2 separate regions of the Homo sapiens genome follow, and region 1 is linked to region 2. Evidence: chromatin loops called from intact Hi-C (ENCODE). Cell type or tissue: PC-3. All regions are shown on one strand. Links, peaks and the distances in the headings refer to the core of each region. The heading gives the core; the rest is flanking DNA. Region 1 overlaps ABCA12 (ATP binding cassette subfamily A member 12). Region 2 has its middle 37 kb from the start of SPAG16-DT.

Evidence for each region. Peaks named below come from ENCODE experiments on the same cell type or tissue, not always from the same donor. Only the 100,000 strongest peaks of a DNase experiment are listed, where the experiment ranks them.
Region 1: it touches region 2 in a loop (4-fold over the local background); 2 of 110 quality-filtered maps call a loop at or near these places.

What each region holds. Positions count from the first base shown.
Region 1 is chr2:214,959,450-214,962,379 of GRCh38, reverse strand. All of the region lies in intron 39 of ABCA12 (ATP binding cassette subfamily A member 12), which reads left to right. It overlaps SNHG31 (small nucleolar RNA host gene 31), which reads right to left. Exons shown (of 4, transcript NR_110292.1): 4 at 1-570. Among named protein-coding and RNA genes, the nearest start is that of SNORA70I, 110 kb to the right of the region's middle. In PC-3, for the core only: CTCF peaks have their summits at 1,279 and 1,481 (motif pointing left); no DNase peak of the experiment used is centred there.
Region 2 is chr2:213,245,442-213,248,371 of GRCh38, reverse strand. No RefSeq gene overlaps it. Among named protein-coding and RNA genes, the nearest start is that of SPAG16-DT, 37 kb to the left of the region's middle. In PC-3, for the core only: a CTCF peak has its summit at 1,498 (motif pointing left); no DNase peak of the experiment used is centred there.

The DNA of each region.
Region 1 (2,930 bases), core at 120-2,619, 1.7 Mb before region 2:
CCCCTACTATTATATTATTTCTCTAAGGCCTAGAAGTGGGATTTGAATCCAGGACTGTCTGACTCCTGCCTGTTTATTTTTCTAATCCTCCACACTGCTCCTCTGGACTCAGCCATGCCTACTTCAGTTGAGTTTCACAAGAGGCTTTCACATAGTTTTTAAAATAAGGTTTGAAATTTGAAACAGACTTTTAAAAAATATACATATTTCAATTACTGTTTATAAGACCATCTCATCTTCTTGAGCCTTGCGCAAATTGTTTTTCCATGCTGATCCTCAAAAAAATTAAAAAGAATAAAGAAAAGCTGGCAAACACATTTGCTGGCCAAGATTGAGATTTATAGCCTAATAGTCTATTAAGTAGGAAAAAAGATACAACATCTCTTTTAGAAATGCCAACATCTACATTTCTTTCATCTTCCTACTGTTGGGCATCATAGTGTATGCCAGATGTACTGGTGACTGTAGAAGTAGACCGAAGAGTCCAATACTCATTCCAGCAACAGGATCTTGAGGAGTCTTCATTTCAGAGAAAACAGTATTTTTTTCCCCAATTGCTTTGGCATTTTCCTATCAGGAGAAACCAAGAAGAAAATACAAGATTGATAGTCATTAGATCTAGAGCATCAATAAAGAACAAAGTAAAAAGTGGTAAATTAAATTAAATGATGACTAAAGTGAATTGGGTCTAGTGTAACCGGTGTGAAATACTACTGGATGCTGTACTTTCAGTAGGGTGTTTTACTCAGAGCAAAAGACATTTATTGTTGAGACAGATAATGAAAGTATAAGAACTATAGAAATAACTAGGGGAAAATGTAGCAAAGATAAAGAGAACAAGAGACCAATGCTGCTTTTGAAGGGTCAGCTTTTTAAAACCTGTATTCTGGCTTCCTTTGTAATTAGTGCTCTTTATTTAGACTAAGGCAATCTGAGTCACTCTAGACTCCAGCAGGCTTGTTGTAGCTCCTAACATTACATTTTAAGTTACAGAGCATAAAGAATTAAGAATTCTAAAACATAAAAGTTTATTTTGACCCTAAACTGAAGTTTATTTTAATTAAAACTAATTTAAGATGTAGCTTGAGTTATATAGAAATTAGTAATAGTATGTCTTCTAGCCTCTAATAATTTTTCTTAAATAGACTTACGGAAGTGGTAAGTTTCCACTCTCTCTGGAAGGAACTCGATCTCTTTCAAAGAAGAAGTGCTACATCACCCTAACTTACTTTTATTGTTTCTTAATGCATATATGAGATCTACCATTGTAATAATGTTACTGGTTTTAAAAATCAACCCAATTATTCTCCCACTGCCTCCCTCTAACACACTAGTTGTTTGAAGGCATCTTTGTTAGATTTTGCATGAATTGGGTTTTTACTTTAACTATAAAATTGATTTTCTTTGAATTCTAACATGCTAATAAAAATCTTTTAATTAGCTTTCCTTTGCAATGTCAATATCTATTCTATTCATGTGGTTCCCTCTAGTGGTTAATATAACATGAAAATTCTGTTCTTTCTTCTCAAAAAATACAGGTTTGCTTGTTTTCCTTAACAAATGTTATACAACTAGGCTCTTTTTCAAGAATACTAACACATTGTCCCTTCCACTCCAGTGTTTATTCTTACTTTGTTGCATTAGAAGCAGTGGTCCATGGGAAGCATCTAAATTAAGGTTTATAACTGTAGAGACATCAGAAGATGTCTTATTTTTAATATACATTATATGTAAGAAAAATATTAATTGAAATTTTAAGATTTGAGTTCATTTAAAAGCATTTACTGACCAATCTCGCTACTTTGGACATCATGCTGGATGCTGTAGAACCTACAGAGATAATTATGATACAGGTCCCCAACTGTGACACATTTCCTTGATCTTTCAGCTAAAAATATGTATAAAAAACTGGTTCCACAGGATTTTGCATAGTGGAGTAAAATGTATTTGCAAGGATTCCTCTGGTGAAATAGAGTATTTCTTGATTCTGAAATACAAAGCAGAAATAAAAGAAAAGTTCTCCCTTACCTATATAATAATTTACCATTAGGGTTTAAGTAGAGCCCCCAGGAAAACTGAATCTCAGTTAAAAAGGGCCCCTTAATTTATACAAAAGATAAGAAAAGTATATCCCTCCAATGATGTGATTAACATTATAAATCAACTTGGTTTTTGTTGTTGTTAGTTTCTTGCTTTAACCATATATTTTTTCTTTAATATACAAGAGTTACAGAACTCAAATTCAAAGGATGTTACATTCTACTTAATGAAAATTACAAATGTAACTTGAGAAAATCTGCCTTTAGAATCATCTATAATATTCAGTGCTGTGCAAGGGCCTTAACATCCTAGTACAATGAACAAATACTATATGAACAGTTAAGTGAGAAAGCTCTCACTTAGTTTATGACACTATAGGAACAAGTATTTAGGAGCTTTCTTCAGTGGCATCCCCTACCACTCTTTTCCACAGTCGCTCAGACAGTACACACTTTACCCTCACATTGTTTTCCTTTGGGAAACTGTTGACAGCTCATTCTTGACTTTGGCTAACCAAGGTCCCCTAAGGAAGGGAAGAAAAGAGCCTTGTTTTTTACTCAAGTATAAACAACACTGGGAGATCCCAGCAATTTGGGACTGTATTGGAATTAAGTGACCACTTTTCTGAAGCCAGCTAATATCTCTGAATCCTCTTGGATATTTATGTCTCAATGAAAAGGCCTCGGGTATGGCTGAAGTTCCCAAGCCCTACTCTGGTAGAGCTCTAGAAAAATAAGCATCTTAGAAGCAATAAAGGGGAAGGAGGAGTCCACTCAGGCTACACTATTTCCCCAACACAGACAGCACTAAAGAGGGATGGGGGAAGTAACTGTCTGCTCTTTAAGGGATCCTCATATAAATAATTGGTCCTGCTTTGAATTGCTTATTTA
Region 2 (2,930 bases), core at 137-2,636:
TCAGAGAGATCTTTGAAGGTCTTCAACAGGAAAGCAGGCTGGGCGTGGTTGCTCACGCCTGTAATCCTACCACTTTGGGAGGCCGAGGCTGGTGGATCACCTGAGGTCAGGAGTTCAAGACCAGCCTAGCCAATATAGTGAAACCCCATCTCTACTAAAAATACAAAAATTAGCCGGGCATGGTGGCGGGCGCTTGTAGTCTCAGCTACTTGGGATGCTGAGGCAGGAGAATCGCTTGAACCCAGGAGGCAGAGCTTGCAGCGAACCAAGATCATGCCACTACACTCCAGCCTGGGCAACAGAGTGAGATTCTGTCTCAAAAAAAAAAAAAAAAAAGAGAGAAAAAAAAGCAGTGGATGAGGAATTCAGTCTGACACCAGCAGGCTGAGCCACTGGAGAAAAAGAGTGCTAGGAAATTGTTCCTGAGTAAGAAAAAAAATAGGTTTTTAGAATACTAAAAAACAGTTTTCTGGTTTAGTTTGTAGGCTTCTCTCTGCTTCCTTCATAGTTGTCTTTCACAATAAAGTCAAAAATATCGCTTAAGTATTAATATTGGAAGACAGAATTCATGCTTGGCATATAAGCTCATCGTGCCACATGGGAATTCTATTGTTCAACAGGAGGGATACTTTGACTCTTGCCACGTGGGAACGTGTTTAATCCTGAGGCATAACAAGACTACACCAGGGACAGGGTGCAGGGGAGAGGGAATGATAACTCTCCTAATCTGCACTATTGTAACATTTTTAAATTCACTAAATTGCATGTCCCTTGAGAATAAGGGACATTTCTTCTTTATTCATGAAGTCCCAACACTTTCTGCCTGAAAATAAAAGATATTCATAATGTTTATTGGATTAAATACTATAGATGACTTCCATATTTGTATTTTAGAATACTCTTTCATTACAAAGAAATGGAAGTTTTGGAGAATAATTAACTATTTAAAATCTAAACTAAGTAAAATATGTATCTCCTCAAGTTCTGAAAGCTACCACAATTTCATTTTAATATTTGTCAACCTTGAGCACATTCTAAACTTGAGTTTTATAAGTAAGGAAACAAATGAAGAATTAAATCTGTTCAGACTCATTCACACTAATAAGAACAATAAATGTTATTTTTGTTCTGATAAAACTTTTTATAGAAAATAAACTATGCATCAGACATAGTTTTAAAATTAGACATTGGAAACATTTAATCTTTCCATTTAACTAATCTGCACTGTAAAAATAACCAATTGGAAAACTCAAGTGACCTCTCTAGAGAAAAATATTTTCAAAGGAAGAGAACTCCTTACTGTGTTGTGGGCATGCAAAAATTGCTTAGATGGCATAGAAAGCAGTTTCTATTACTATCACTATAAATCATAGCATTTATTTCTTTTTAAAAAATTGGCTGATAGCAAATGATTTCAGTATATATATGTATATATAATTGCCAATTTGACGTTAATTCTGAATTACACCATTTACAACCATGGATCACTTGCACCGCCTAGTGGTCATGCGTAAGTATTTCTTACTCAAGGTGTTGGCATACCTAAGATAATATTTTAAAGGTTTGAAGTACTTTGTTTTGAATATATTATTTTAAACCAAATTCGAATAAAATATTCATTCCTATGTAAATATGGAGTATAAGATAGACACCCAAGTATATAAGGACATGTCTATATTGTACAATATACATATGTAAATAGATCTCAAGAAATTATGTGGTTTATATAAATGTCCATAAAATTTGTGTAAGCCTGAAGCACATCTCTCAAGATTATCTCTTCTCTTTTCTATCACATGAAAAATTAAACAGAGGCTTTTCAGCTCTCAACAGCCATGATTTTAAGTGTGTTCTCAACCCTAACTCCATATTAGAACTGCAAGGGATATTAATAATAATAATACAATGTCTAGGTGTCAGCAAAGAGCATTAAATCAGAATTCTTGAGTATAGGTATGGGAACTTACAGTTTTATAGTTTTTATAGGTGACTCAAGATACACCCAATGTTTCACACCTCTGATCTAAAGGGTGCACATAAAGATTCTTCAGTTGAAAGAGAACACACAAAATGAAAAGATGAGTCCACGTTACCTGAAAGTGTGAGGATGGTGATGTGTTGAATCACTTAGCTCTGCCTGGTTCTGCACAGGGCCTATTATTGTAGAATTACAAGAAGAAGGACACTTGTTTCCTCTCCTAGAGATTTCAAAACTTTTTTTTTTTTTTTTTGAGACGTTATTGGCATACCTGAGGTAATATTTTAAAGGTTTGAAGTACTTTGTTGCCCAGGCTGGAGTGCAGTGGCGTGATCTCGGCTCACTGCAAGCTCCGCCTCCCAGGTTCACGCCATTCTCCTACCTCAGCCTCCCGAGTAGCTGGGACTACAGGTGCCCGCCATCACGCCCAGCTAATTTTTTAAAATTTTTTTAGTGGAGACGGGGTTTCACCATATTAACCAGGATGGTCTCGATCTCCTGACCTCGTGATCCGCCCGCCTCGGCCTACCAAAGTGCTGGGATTACAAGCATGAGCCACCACGCCTGGCCGAGATTTCAAAACTATTATACAAATGCACCAGATTCACTTATTATTTGATAAAATACATTATTGTGCAGTATACTGCCATTGTCCAAAATATATTTTGGAACTCACATTTGTGAACTGCTTTCTATGCTGGAATAAATAGAGATTATATAGAAAAAGATGTGGAAGGATTATTTTTTCATGGAAAAATCACTATCAGATTTGCGCAAGATCTTTTACCATATTTTAATCCATCCCTAGGCGTATGGACAGCTGTTTGTCTTTAAGATACTCAGGTAATTAGTCTATAGTTTGAAACATTGAAAAAAATCAGCATTAAAATCTTGGATGTTTAAAGGTGTAATATGAACTTTTGGGCCATGTGGGAAAGCCAAGCTTTTTAAA